3 separate regions of the Homo sapiens genome follow, and regions 1 and 3 are each linked to region 2. The links are chromatin loops, found by intact Hi-C in ENCODE. Cell type or tissue: heart left ventricle. All regions are shown on one strand. Links, peaks and the distances in the headings refer to the core of each region. The heading gives the core; the rest is flanking DNA.

Evidence for each region. Peaks named below come from ENCODE experiments on the same cell type or tissue, not always from the same donor. Only the 100,000 strongest peaks of a DNase experiment are listed, where the experiment ranks them.
Region 1: it touches region 2 in a loop (2.7-fold over the local background); 10 of 110 quality-filtered maps call a loop at or near these places.
Region 3: it touches region 2 in a loop (4-fold over the local background); 7 of 110 quality-filtered maps call a loop at or near these places.

Annotation. Positions count from the first base shown.
Region 1 is chr20:25,489,001-25,493,644 of GRCh38, forward strand. NINL (ninein like) reads right to left here. Exons shown (of 24, transcript NM_025176.6): 11 at 2,351-2,525; 12 at 875-985; 13 at 244-324. Among named protein-coding and RNA genes, the nearest start is that of GINS1, 84 kb to the left of the region's middle. In heart left ventricle, for the core only: no CTCF peak of the experiment used is centred there; DNase peaks (open chromatin) are centred at 1,871 and 2,301.
Region 2 is chr20:25,537,984-25,542,627 of GRCh38, forward strand. All of the region lies in intron 1 of NINL (ninein like), which reads right to left. Among named protein-coding and RNA genes, the nearest start is that of NINL, 45 kb to the right of the region's middle. In heart left ventricle, for the core only: a CTCF peak has its summit at 2,430 (motif pointing left); no DNase peak of the experiment used is centred there; H3K4me3 peaks cover 1,979 bases; H3K27ac peaks cover 336 bases.
Region 3 is chr20:25,603,129-25,607,772 of GRCh38, forward strand. No RefSeq gene overlaps it. Among named protein-coding and RNA genes, the nearest start is that of NANP, 19 kb to the right of the region's middle. RefSeq lists an enhancer at 1-151. In heart left ventricle, for the core only: no CTCF peak of the experiment used is centred there; no DNase peak of the experiment used is centred there.

The DNA of each region.
Region 1 (4,644 bases), core at 359-4,358, 49 kb before region 2:
CATGAACAACAGAAGACAACAATGCCCTGCATGGTCCCTGGACACACAGAGGCGGCCTTCAGGATAGGTGGCAACGAGAGCCAGGGAACCCTAAGTCTAGGAGTGTGGCAAGGCCATGGTCAAGCATGGCCGCAAGCAGAGGCTCTCCCTGGAGCAGACACTCCTGCGTTACTGTGGACCACCTGCGTGTGGAGACCCAGAGCCTGGACATGAGACTAAAAGGCAGACAGAGCAGGCACGTACCCGGCACTTGAGCTCGTATTCCTTCAGGACTGCTGCGAACCGCTCCTCCTGGGCCAGGAGCTCTGCACTCTGTGGCTCCAGCTGAAAGGCAGACACAAAGGAAGTCACGGGTGGGCCTCGGGCCAGAGGGGGACCTGCTTCTCCAGCCCCTGGGCTCCAAGAACCTGCCCAGCTTCTGCCAACACCAGGCGCTGCATCTCCAGGTATAGCCGCCATCCCCCCTCCTTCTCCTTACTCCCCCGTCTAGAAGGTCACAAGACAGAAGGATTTTCCAGACTTAGATCTAAGGTGGCCACACTCATCCCTGGAGCCCAGACCCTGACCCTGGGCAGCCCCTCTCCCCATCCTCCTCCCTAGGTGACACCCAGGGAAGGCCCTGCCCTCCCTCCACGCCCCCCACCACTGAGGGCTGTCACTAGTGAGCAGTTGTGCTGTGTGGGCAGACGGCCCCCCACATTGTCATGCAGAGGAAGCAGAGGGAAGGCCTCATGCTGACTTTCTCTTCATTCTAAATTTTAGGAGAATACCGCATTCTGTGACCTGCCGCATCTCTCCCTGGCCACCCCCGCCACCCCCACTCTGCCCAGCAGGCCCTCCCCTCTGGAGGCAGACTGTCAGCAAAGGGACTCGCCTTGTCCTTCAGCACAAACTCCAGGTCCTTCTGCAGCTTCAGGGCCAGCCTCTCCGAATCCGAAAGCTTTTCCACCACTTCCACAATCTCCTTCTGTAGGCGACTGTTTTCCTAGGAGACACAGGCCAGTGGCTCATCAGGCTCCTGCAGGACGGAGGGGATGTGTGCAGGATGGAGGTGAGAGGCTTGCTTCTCATAGGACTGGGCATCAGGAAAGAACCCCCACCCACCGCAGGCGAGGCACCTGGTGCTGTGCAGGCGGCTGTGCCGGGGATGTCCCCCACCCTCCCAGGACAGACGCCAGAGCCCACCCAGACTGTGGCTACCCCATCGTCTTCACTTCTCTTGTCCCCTCCCTTACCCTGTGCTCAGAAAGGCCATGAGTCATACGAGAAAGGGTGGAGAGCCGGGCACGGTGGCTCACGCCTGTAATCCCAGCACTTTGGGAGGCCGAGGCGGGCGGATCACAAGGTCAGGAGATCAAGACCATCCTGGCTAACATGGTGAAACCCCATCTCTACTAAAAATACAAAAAATTAGCCAGGCGTGGTGGCGGGAGCCTGTAGTTCCAGCTACTCAGGAGGCTGAGGCAGGAGAATGGTGGGAACCTGGGAGGCGGGGCTTGCAGTGAGTGGAGATCATGCCACTGCACTCTAGCCTGGGCGACAGAGCGAGACTCCATCTCAAGGAAAAAAAAAAAAAAAAAAAGAAAGGGTGGGGAATACAAAAGCATTGCAAAAGTATTATAGAAAAGGCATCCTTCCAGAGCCATTCCTGAACCAGGGATCAGATATCGTACCAGGACAGCTCAGACAGCCATTGCCAGGGGAGGAGGCAGCATCTGTAGACGGTGGGGGACTGCAGTGAGAAGGGTGGAGAGCAAGGCTGTTGGGGGGCTCAGGCTGCCCAGCCTCTCCTCCCGGGAGGTGGGGCAGGTGTGGGGAGTTAGGAGAGGAGGACACAGGCAGGAGCAGAGCAGGGACCAGCACAGCAAGGGCCAGCACCTCTGTCCCGCTGCGATGCCTCACTGGAGTCAGTATCAGGGGACAGTTGTGAGACACTCACCAAAGCCCATCAAACCCCATCAGCTCCAGGCCACAAAGCCAGCCTCGGGCAGGCTGGGCTTTAGGTTCTGGTCTCTTTGCTGCCCCCATGGGTGTTCCTGGTTTCTGGGGTTGAAGCAGTGCTGGCTGCGGGTGCTGGCCCTCCCTGACCTCAGGTCCACCTGGCCCAGAGCAGAAAGTGGGAGTGGTGGGGAAGGAGGGGCAATGTCCTGCTGGCAAGCCAGGACCCCTTCTGCTCTGCAGCAAGTGGGACACCTCCTCACTGCAGCAGGTGCTCCCTCGGGCCCTGCCCTGAAACATAAGCTTGAGGGCACTGGCAGGTGTGGATCTGGATCCTCAACCAGGATGACGTGGGTGTGGGGAATGCTCAGGCACCCCCCCAGCTTCCTGGATGCCCTGGGGATGCCCCTACCTTCAGGGCCAGGGTCAGCTTCTCGCGGAGGCCAGCCTCCTCAGCCTGCAGGCGCCCCACGTCCCACTCCAGCGCGGCCCTCTGCCTGTGGGCCTGCTCCCAGAACAGCTCTCGCTCCGCCTCCACCTCAGACCGCAGGAGGCTCAGCCTTTCCCGGTACCCCTGCTCCAGATGCCTGTAACATGTCACACATCACACGTCAGACATGTCATGTCAGGGCTGCCCAGGCCCACGCCACCCCCTTCCTAGCCTCCTCCCTCTTAGAAACGCCCCTGTCCTCAGCACGTGCAGGGCCGCCCTGCCTTGGCTGAGCTGCCCATGCTGGGAGGCAAATCTGAGGGTGGGTGCTCCTCCCTCACAGGCTGCTGGAGGTGACCCCAGACAAGGGGATCTGGTGGGTCACATGGCAAATGCCACCAGCTGCCCCCTCACAGCGAGGAGCACAGCTCCCTGGGGTGAGTCCCAAGGTGGCCCCTCCACCCGGTGTGCATGGCAGGTAACAGCCCTTTGATAAAGACTTTCGATACCAAATGCACATGAAAATCACCTCCCTCCCAAGGAGGGAGGCAGCATGAAACCCATGGACAGTGAATTCCCAAAGCAATCTGAGGAAGAGGTGGGGGATATTTTTTTCTCAGCTGCTACATTCATCTTTTACAATAACTGTTTCCATTAGCAGGAAAAACAGTGTTCAACGCTCAGTCTCATCTCTTTCTGAAACAGCAGCTTCACTGGAATTCTCAAACCACGTCTACCCAGACTGAAGACCAGCGAGGCTCCTACTTCTGCAGAAGCCTGGTGACGCCCATAACCAAGTCCGAGACACCTAAGCCCCAGAGCCCGGGCTTTTAATCTTGGCTTAGAACTTTAAAGAAACAACACTCAAAAGGGAAGAGTATGAAGGAAGTACAATAATCTGACTAATTTAATACTCCATAAATCTTTTGGGGTAGTGTTAAAGCTACATATTTCCTATCAGCCTACTCTTTAAAAACTTTTGAAATATACAAAAATAGGGAAATGGTTAAATAAATTATGGCAGATCCACACAAAGACCCAGGTGAGATGCTCTGTGGCCATCAGAAAAGCATATGCAACATGGTGTCATTTTTTTTTTTGGAGACAGAGTCTTGCTCTGTCGCCCAGGCTGGAGTGCAGTGGCGGGATCTCAGCTCACTGCAAACTCTGCCTCCCAGGTTCACACCATTCTCCTGCCTCAGCCTCCCGAGTAGCTGGGACTACAGGCACCCACCACCATGCCCGGCTAATTTTTTGTATTTTTTAGTAGAGACGGGGTTTCACCATGTTAGCCAGGATGGTCTCAATCTCCTGACCTCGTGATCTGCCTCCCAAAGTGCTGGGATTACAGGTGTGAGCCACCACACCCGGCCACAACATGGTATCATTTTTTTAAGAATTATGTGCATAGAAAAAAAAGGTGAAAGATATATAGGCAATGTAAAGAGTGATACCCCCGGGAAAGTGAGATTTCTGGTTTTATTTTTCCTTTAATTGTACTTTCTAAAATGTGTGCAATAAACATGTATCACTCATTACATTTATAATAAGGAAAACCTAATGCAATAATAAAAGCTACTTACAGAAACCTACTCATAACTCCCATTGCTCATGGGACAAAACCCAAGCTCTCAGGGCCACGTGGGTTCTGAGGCTGCAGCTTAGCACCTCGAATGCATCCCTCCACCAGGTTCCAGGACAGAGTGTTTCCAATCCTCTAACCCTGGGAAAGACAATTCACACAAGTCTTTCCAAATGGCTGGGAGAGAATCAAGGTATACACGTGTGGACAGAAGCAAATCAGTTCTCAGTTACTCAAACTGAGTATGAGTCAACTTACTTCCAGCTTTGAACACAAGTGTCTCACAAGGAGCACTCTTGTCTAGGGGCCCTGCTAACCCCAAGGCTGGGATGAGGCTGTGCTCGGGAGAACGAAGTCGCTGGAGGTCAGAACCCAGCCCCTCAGGTCCTGAGAGGCAGCACCAAGATCCCTGTGGCACCAACAGGGATAGGTGGATCCCGATACTCAGGATGAAAGTGAGAGGTGGACGAACCGAGCTTACAACAGAGCCGTCAGGAGAAAGGAGGGGGCGTCCAGGGAGAGGAAATGAGTTCCTGGAGCTCCCCGTGGGTCTCCCTGACATACTTTCAGCTCCTAAATGTTAGCAATTGTCTCCTCTGGAGATCCAAGCTGGCCTCATGTGCGCTCCGGAAGGCAGGGAGCTATGAGAACGTCTTAAGCAACAAAGTCAAGGTCACCTCCCCCAGGGGCCGGG
Region 2 (4,644 bases), core at 179-4,178:
GTATCCACGGGACCAACACGGTGCCCTGCCCAGGCTGGGGACTCTCCTGGGGTTGGAGCTTGGCTTATCTGGGTGAAAGACACCAGGGCGTGAGATGCTGGTGGCCGCCCCTGGCCCATCCCAACCCCGCAACGCCACTGGAAGATGAACATGTGTCACCGAGTGAAGGGCAGGGAGGCATAGGCGTGGCCTGTGCACCTCAGGCACTGTCCTGAGAGGGGACTCCTGTGGTCGCCAGGTGAGGGGAGCTCTGTTTCTGTCCAGCTTCTTCCTCTGAAAGCAGGGGCTGAGAGGGGTGGGCTGCCCCACCTCTGCTGTGGCCTGTGGTCCTATGAAAAGGCCTTGCTCCTGGGCAGTGGACCACCACGGAAGGGAGGAGTCTGCCAGGTCCTGTAAAAACACTACATGGTATATTTTTTTTCTTCCACCACAACATAAATTACACCCACATTTGCTTTCCAGAGTTCTTTCAGCTCACCCCAGCCTCCTCTGGGTAAGGAATCCTTTGATGCCCTGGACCTGGTGTAGATGGTGGGCAGCTCTCAGGGGCAAAGCCAGGGCAGACATGGTCCTAGGCTGCCATATGTGGCTGGCCAACCATGGCATGGCCTCTGCTCCCAGGCATGGACATGGCCTGGCCCCAGGGTCACAGTGATGGGTAGGACTGGGGAGCAAAGGGCTGGCGAGCACAGAACTGGGGAGAAAGACAACCGCCCTAACTCTCCCCAGAGCTGGGGAGCACAGAACTAGGAAACACAGGGGTGGGTAGCACAGAACTGAGGAGAGCACAGAACTGGAGAGCACAGAACTGGGGAGCACAGGGGTGGAGAAGCACAGAACTGGGGAGCACAAGGCCGGGGAGCACAGGGCTGGGGAACACAGGGTCAGGGAGCACAGAGCTGGGCTTCAGGCCCTGACCAAGGGTGGCAGCAGAAGACACTTGCCAGCCAGGGCACCTTGGCTGTCAGCTGCTGCTGGAGAGGCCCTGCCCACTGACCTGCAGTGTTTGATCAAATGACATGAGTGCTGCCCTTTAGTGACTGGTGGGCACTTGATAAATGTTACCAAAACGTACACTAACATGGGCAGGGCTGGGGTCAGCTCCCTGGCAAGAGTGCTGATGCCCAGAATCCAGTGTCCAATTTCCCTGCAGCACAGTTGTGTGCACACTCACAGCATCAGCTGGGACAGCAAAGATAAGGAGTCAGCGAACAGCCATGCTCCTGCTGCCAGGGTCAACAGAGAGAGGCCAAGGTCACATGCCAGGGTTCACAGCAGCGGGATCTTCCTGACCCATGCAAAGACAACCCTGGATAAACAGAGGTTGGCAATGCTGACTCCACAGCCACGGAGAACCAGCAACCTGGCCCATACCTCGCTGTGAGGCCGCAGGGCCCCTGAGCGGCCAAGGCAGGCAGCTCAGGTCTGGGCAAGTCCCAGCTCCTGCCACTTGTGGCCTCGCGGTCTATAGGGTGAACTAAACACCTGCTACTAAGGGGGCGATGACTGAAAAGGCCAGGCGCTCCATACGGAGACTGCTGCTTACTCACTACACGCTGTAATACTGCCACCAAGGACACCAGAACTACCGTCCCATGTATGTACAGGTGCCCAGAATCCCAGTTTCATGCTGCTCAAACCCTATTTCCAGAGGCGCCTAGCTGCAAATCGGCCTTCCCCTCCCTCCCTACTTGGAAATACAACCAATGCAAATGACAGAACACTGAGGGGAGAAAGCCGCCCTAACTCTCCCCAGGGAGCCCACAGCGTGTGAGCCGCCCACCCAAAGCCCTCTGTTTAGACTCCCCAAAGCCTCTGTGTGAGGGCAGAGGCAAGGACACCCCTTCTCTATCATCCTTCCACAGACCCACGGGGCGGAGGAAAGAAACGGAGCTTTCCCTGAACTCTCAGGACCAAGACATTCATCCAGCACTGCCACTGCACACCCCTGCGGGTTCCCGGGGGCTCCCAGGCCTGCGCAGGCGCCTCAGTGCAGCCTCACAACAAGCAGCTCACTGTAATAATACACACTGTTTACCTGCGCAGTTCAGAGGCCTCTTCAGTTTCTTCTTCATGCAAACTGAATTATTAATACTCCTTGGTATTCCACATCTGCATAAAATGTTTGCATGTCAAAATCACCAGAAAATCTGGCCAGCATTCAGCAGCTGGCTACAAAATTGAGGGCAATATTCCAGATAAAAAGCAACAGTTTCTCTTAGTTTCATTTTTGGAAACTGGAATGAGTAGGCTCTCAATAATCCTAATGCTATAAAGCTTAATTTAAGATACAAACATAAACTTTGCCACCAAGTGAAAGAAAATCCTGTTTTCATCCAGAGGGGAAAAGCCTGTCCCCAAACAAACTGGATGCTGCCCCAGAGACATATGACGTTGTCATCGCTCTGCAGGACAGTGCAGCCCTCTGGAGGCCGGAGGAGAAGGTGTTGGTTTGCATTTAATTTAGTTAATTTATGCACAGTGACGAGGGAATTTAAGCTATGCCCCCCAGAATCCACCGGGCATTAAGGGCAGAGAAGAGATTCATGACCACTCGGAGGCAGCCTAGGTGTGCCAATCACCTAGGGACCCAGAGTGTCCGTAACGGGAAGCCATTCCCAACAAGGATCTCTGTAAATCCTGCTCGCCCAGAAAGAACAGGGCTGAGGCAGCCCTTTGAGGGTGTTCCTTTTTAATCTGGAAAGATGTTATAACCCCAATAAAACACTGAAGCCAGTGCCTACCTTCCAGCTGAACAGACCTCAGTGCTACTTCCAATGGCCTTGCCAGCAGGAATCAACCTTCACACTCCGGCAGTTCTGAGCTATTAGGATTAACTTCCGCTTTAAGTGTTTTCATGGTTTTCGCTTATTTTTCAAAATTTTTGCTATTTATTTATTTTGCAGGCACAGACCCAAAATATCTCAACAATCAAGTTTGAAAAGCTATCCCTTTTTTTTTTTATCAAATAAGGTTTAAGAAGCTTTTTTATTGTTTCAGTCCCAAAAATCTAAAAATAAGCTTATACCTCATTTAAGTGTTAATACTTACTTTCCCTACAAAGTAGATTTTTAGACTAAAAACTACAAAGATACCAAATGTTAAAACTGTCCTAGAACACCTTTCTGTGGTCTCCTAAAAAAAGACACCTCGGTACCTATCAACGCCAGACTCTGCTTACAAAGTCTCTGGTTTTAATGTGGGTTCTGCCACTTTCTAGCTCTGTGGTCTTGGACACATTACTTCACCTCCCTGAACCTCAGTTTCGTGATCTGAACAACCTGATTAGGACATTCTGAGCATTAAAAGAGCTAATGCTAAGCATGCTAACATGTTAGGTACTGAGACCCGTGCCTGATGGCAAGTACTGAATAAATGTTACCATGCCCCATTATACAGGCAAATGTGTCTGGGACTGTACACATCTCTAACCATCTACAAGCTGGGTGGGCATTTATAGCTTCCAAGATAAATAATCATATACAGCTAATCCTGTAAGTTCCTATTGTATGTCAATGTATGTAAAGACTTTTATATCCACACATACTTATATTCATGCTAGGACTATAGCTATAGATGCAAAATTTATATGTGTATCTATATAATTACAAAATATCCATACAATTAGTTATAGACATGAGATTATCCACATACACTTCTATGTATATAAAATGAGCTCTTTCTATATATATCATTACAAAAATAGGAAACTTTATTCTCAACATCAGTATCAACTTCTAACATAAATCTACTGTAAAGAAAGCAATAGTTCCTCTTTTTTACTGGAAATAGCCAATAACAGAAATAGAAGAAATGAGAGAACTAGAAGAGCACATTTGCAGCTACCACTGTAATAGCTGTAATAAGACAAGAATCATCCGTGTATGATCAAAAACAATGGGAGGAGTGACACTGTGCACACCAGCAGGGCAGGAAGCTCTAGGGGGTCAGACGTTCCCACAGAAACTACTGAGCAACTGCAATCAACTATTTCAAAACTCTGGAATCATTTCAGATCCTTATGGGCCTGCTACCATCCCTGTTCCTCAGCCCTTGTTCCTGCTGCCCTAGAGCTGGATGACAGCAGCCTGCACTCCTGGGGTGTCTGGCTGGTGCCAGAGTGGGCAGTGGGGACCCTGTCCTCCAAAGCATGGGCTCAGGGTTTTGGTTGGTCTAGTGGTTCCTTTAGGGAATGAAGCAGACTTTGCCTTGCATTCAGCCTTCCTGGGCTACAGAAGCTTCCCTCAAAAGCATCTATCAGAATATATAAAGGGATGGGAATACCTTTTGGGAAGGGAGAAACTTTGTCAGGTCACTGGCTGACTGTGAAGAACAGAAACTTCAGTCACTGCACACAGGAAAGATTACACAATTTGAAGAATGAAGAAAAATGAACAGAGTCTAAAGGTCAAGTGTACAATCATACACATCAGAGGAGACCAAGAAGAAGAATGGGGCAGAAAAAACATTCACAGAAAAAATGGCCAAAAACTTCTCAAATCTGATGAAAGACATGCATATTTGGATCCAAAAGGTAAGAAACCCAAAAAGAATATTCTTAAAGAGATCCACACTGAGACTCATTATAGCCATATGGTCAAACCTTAAAGGCAAATAGAGAATTCTGAAAGCAGCCAACCAGCA
Region 3 (4,644 bases), core at 300-4,299, 65 kb after region 2:
GGAGTTTTGAAATCAATCAGTCAACAACTCATTTCCTGACTTTTGAAGTCCCTTACCTATTTCAAGAATATTGCAGTGGAGAAACTGCAGATGGAAGAGGAAGGGAATTACAGGATTTCTTTGGAGAGAGAGCTACTGCAGCCTGTGGCTGCTGTTCTCTCAGGGGGTGAGAGAGGAACTCCTTCCTTCACCCAAACCCAGAGAATGGGACGACCCAGTGGTGAAATCCAGAGACAGGTTGGCATGCCTTTTCTGCAGAAAGCATGAAAGTTCAAGGGGCCTATGGCAGGGGTGGTAGGGGGCGTGAAGGATGTGGGTGGGATGTAACTCCATTCTCACTGATAAGGGGCAAGGACATGGGAGAGAGGCTGACCTGGGGTCCCTTCCAGAAGACAAAGGGGAGTCCAGTGGTGAGAACCAGTGGTGGAGGGGCCTGCCTGAGACCTAGGGCCAGAAGACAGCCCACTGGAGAAGCACAAGCTAAGCTGCAGCTGGAGGGGGTTTACCAGAGGTCTTTAAAGAGCCCCTGAAGCCAAGCCTAATAGCTCACGCATGTACTTCTAGCTCCTTGGGAGGCCAATACAGGAGGATCACTTGAGGCCAGGAGCTCAAGACCAGCTTGGGCAACATAGTGAGACCCCATCTCCAAAAAAAAAAAAAAAAAAAAAAAAAGGGAAATCAAGGTGTCAGCCGGGCAAAGAAAAAAACAGAAAACAAGAGCCCCTGAAAGTGCCCAATGGGAGGCAGGTTGGGGCTGGAGGCTATGGAGCTAACTCAAGACAAAACCAGGCTTTGGTGAGGAAGTCCCAAGCGAGAACTTACTTCCCTGCCCAGCGTCCCACCTCACCCCCAACTTGCAAAGAGGAGATGAGTGTGGAAGAAAGACGCCAACCATCCCACACCCCCACAGGGTGGCTGTGTCAGGCAGGCCTTGAGGGGGCAGGCAGGTGCAATTAGTTCTCCTTAGAGCAAAGCCCGAAGTGTGGCCGCCTCCACTGGGCTAAACCCTCCATGGGTCTGCACCAGGATGGTGTTTGTGACATCAAGTCATCACAGGACAATTTCCTAGGACTGAGCAGAAAAGGCTGGCGTCCACATCTCCCTTCAGTCCACTGCCAGGAGAAAACTTCCCACTCTGAGTAGATGTGAAAGGGATAGCAGGTGACCGAAAAGTTCATTTCCACTAAATTCCGTGGTTTATTTATTTATTTAGAGACAGAGTCTTGCTCTGTCGCCCAGGCTGGAGTGCAGTGGCAAGTTCTCAGCTCACTACAACCTCCGCCTCCCAGGTTCAAATGATTCTCCTGCCCCAGCCTCTCGCATAGCTAGGATTATAGGCATGTGCCACCACACCTATAATTTTGTATTTTTAGTAGAGATGAGGTTTCACCATGTTGGCCAAGCTTGTCTTGAATTCCTGATGCCAGGTGATGCACCTGCCAAAGTGCCTCCCAAAGTGCTGGGATTACAGGAGTGAGCCACTGCGCCTCATGGCATCCTTGTTCAGCACACTAGTTACACTCGTGTATCTAGTACATTGTTCTCTAGTTTTTATATCTGGTGTTCCAAATGTGACCCTCAAAATTTAAATACCTGCCACAGTATCTAATGCTGCCTGGGGAGTTCCCATGGGCAGGGGCAAGCATAGCATTTGGCAGACCAGGAGGGAGCAGGGCCGGCAGGGCCGGCAGCGCTGATCCACCATGGCAGGAACGTGTGCCAGTTGTTTCAGCAGTCTGGGCTTCGCTTTCCTCATTGCAGTGAAGGTTTTAGAAAACTGTTAAAAACACTGTGGACACTAACATTTTTAGTCAAAAAAACTCAGCCAGGTGCAGTGGCTCACGCCTGTAATCCCAGCACTTTGGGAAGCCGAGGAGGGCAGATCACTTGAGGTCAGGAGTTCGAGACCAGCCTGGCAAACATGGTGAAACCCCATCTCTGCTAAAAATACAAAATTAGCTGGGCGTGGTGGCAGGCGCCTATAATACCAGCTACTCTACTCAGGAGGCTGAGGCAGGAGAATCACTGGAACCCAGGAGGCGGAGGTTGCAATGAGCAGAGATCACACCATTGCACTCCAGACTGGGTGACAGAGCGACACTCTGTCTCAAAAAAATGAACAAACAAAAAACCTACCCACACAAAAAAACCCGTGGACGGATGCTGACCTCAGTATGTACTGAGCATCTGAGCTGTGTTCATCCTTCCCAGAGGGAGGGGTTTGCCCAGGAATTCCCAGAAACGAAACAGCTGTTTCCGGAGAAGCAGCATCAATATCTTATTTTAGTGGCATCTGTTGGACACTCAGTAAAGCACTGTCTGTGTTGTTTTCAAAGTTTATTTTATTATTTATTACATTTTTAAGCACAGATTTCAGGCTTGGGAGACGTACAAAGATGACACAGACATCCCTAATTATTAAGAACTTGGCCAGTATAAAAAGGTGGTAGACACCAAGGAATAAACTAGGGTTGTATTTCATAGAGGTGTCTATGGATGGACTTGTGGGGGGTTAAGGGGAATTTGGTGGACCCCTAAAATAATATGTAAATGTTTGGTTATGTGAATAGATTAATTTTGGGCGGAAGAAGGTCCATAACTTTTCCTAGATTTCTCGATTTAGCAGCGACTCAAATAAAAATCACTGGTATAAAATGAAGTAATGAGGGCTGGGCACGGTGGCTCACGCCTGTAATCCCAGCACTTTGGGAGGCTGAGGCGGGCGGATCATGAGGTCAAGAGATTAAGACCATCCTGGCCAACATGATGAAAGCCCATCTCTACTAAAAATACAAAAATTAGCTGGGCGTGGCGGTGCGCACCTGTAGTCCCAGCTACTCAGGAGGCTGAGGCAGGAGAATCGCTTGAACCCAGGAAGCAGAGGTTGTAGTGAGCCAATTGCACTCCAGCCTGGCGACAGAGTGAAACTCTGTCTCAAAAAAATAAAAAGAAAAAAGGAAGTAATGAGGCCAGGTTCAGTGGCTCACACTCTCACCTGTAATCCCAGAACTTTGGGAGGCTGAGGCAGGAGGATCATTTGAAGCCAGGAGTTTGAGATTAGCCTGGGCAACATTCCAAAGCCCTGTCTCTACAAAAAATACACAAATCAGCCAGAAGCAGTGGTGCACACCTGCAGTGCCAGCTTCTTGGGAGGTTGAGGTGGGAGGACACTTGAGCCAGGGAGGTCTAGGCTGCCTGGACCCATGTTCACAGCACTGCACTCCACCCTGGGTGATAGGGTGAGATTCTGTCTCAAAAAAAAAAAAAAAAAAAGTAACTGAACTGTAGAGCTAGAGCTAGTGGTTGAGTACATCAAATGTAGCAGCTGTTCTTCTAGACAAGAACATGAGCTCAGTGGTTTATTTCATTATCATGAATATCAGTGGAAACATAAATAATAAAGGATATCTCAGGATATACCAGAATGCCTCTTGCTTGTTCACTTTGAGGGAACATTTCCCTTCTTATCTTTACCTCACGTCTTGTCTCTCTTGGGACTATTCCCTGCCCAATTATGTAACCAAAGCAGTACCTACCTCATTCACAAGTGTAATAGTTTATTTGAGTAGCTCTTGCTAAAAGATATTAGAAAGCATGATGCAAACTGAGGCTTCAAAGTATTTATACGCTGGGGGTTGCCCAACTGGAATGCTCCTTATTGGAGCCCAGCCACCATGTTGAGAGGAAACCTAAGCTAGTCCCATGGAGAGGCTCTTGGACCACATGGAGAGCGGTCCGGTTGTTCCAGCCATCCCGTGTAATAATCCACGTTGACCCATGTCAACAGCCGGAATGAACTGCCAGCCATGTGAGTGAGGCCATTTTGCATAGTTCAGACAAGCCAGTACTCCAGGTGATGCCACAATAAGTGATTTTGTTGTTTTAATACACTAACTTTTGGGGTGTGTGTATTCTTTTTCAGCAATAGATTACCGAAACAATAAGTAATTGATTTTTTCTTTCTTTTTTTTTTTTTAAAGAGATGGGGGTCTCGCTATGTTGACCAGGCTGGTCTCAAACTCCTGTCCTCAAGTGATCCTCCCATCACAGCCTTCCAAAGTGCTGGGATTACAGGCATGAGCCATCATGCCTGGCCCAATAAGTAATTGATTTTCTATTGCTGTCTTCTAGTCCCTCTTCTACTGACTACAGCTACTTTTGCCATTTTTTCCGTTGTGTGATAGATGCTTTCAGCACTGTATTCAGTAAATAGCCTGTAGCATCCTTTTTAAAAAAAAAGCCCTTCCAAGTAAAGGCATATTTCAAACTGTATTAAGAATATTTTCTGGCTGGGCATGGTGGCTCATGCCTGTAATCCCAGCACTTTTGGGAGACCAAGGTGGGCAGATCCCTTGAGCTCAGGAGTTTGAGACCAGCCTGGTCAACATGGCAAAACCTCGTCTCTACAAAAAATACAAAAATTAGCCGGGCGTAATGGCGCTCACCTATGGTCCCAGCTACTCGGAAAGCTGCAGTGGAAGGATTGCTTGAGCCTGGGAGGTGAGGCGGCAGTGAGCCATGTTGTACCACTGCACCCCAGGGTGACAAAGTGAGACCTTGTCTCAAGAAAAAAAAAAAAAAAAAAAGGAACAGAACGTGAATATTTTCCATCATAATGACAGTCACTGCTGGAGTTTGTAAATG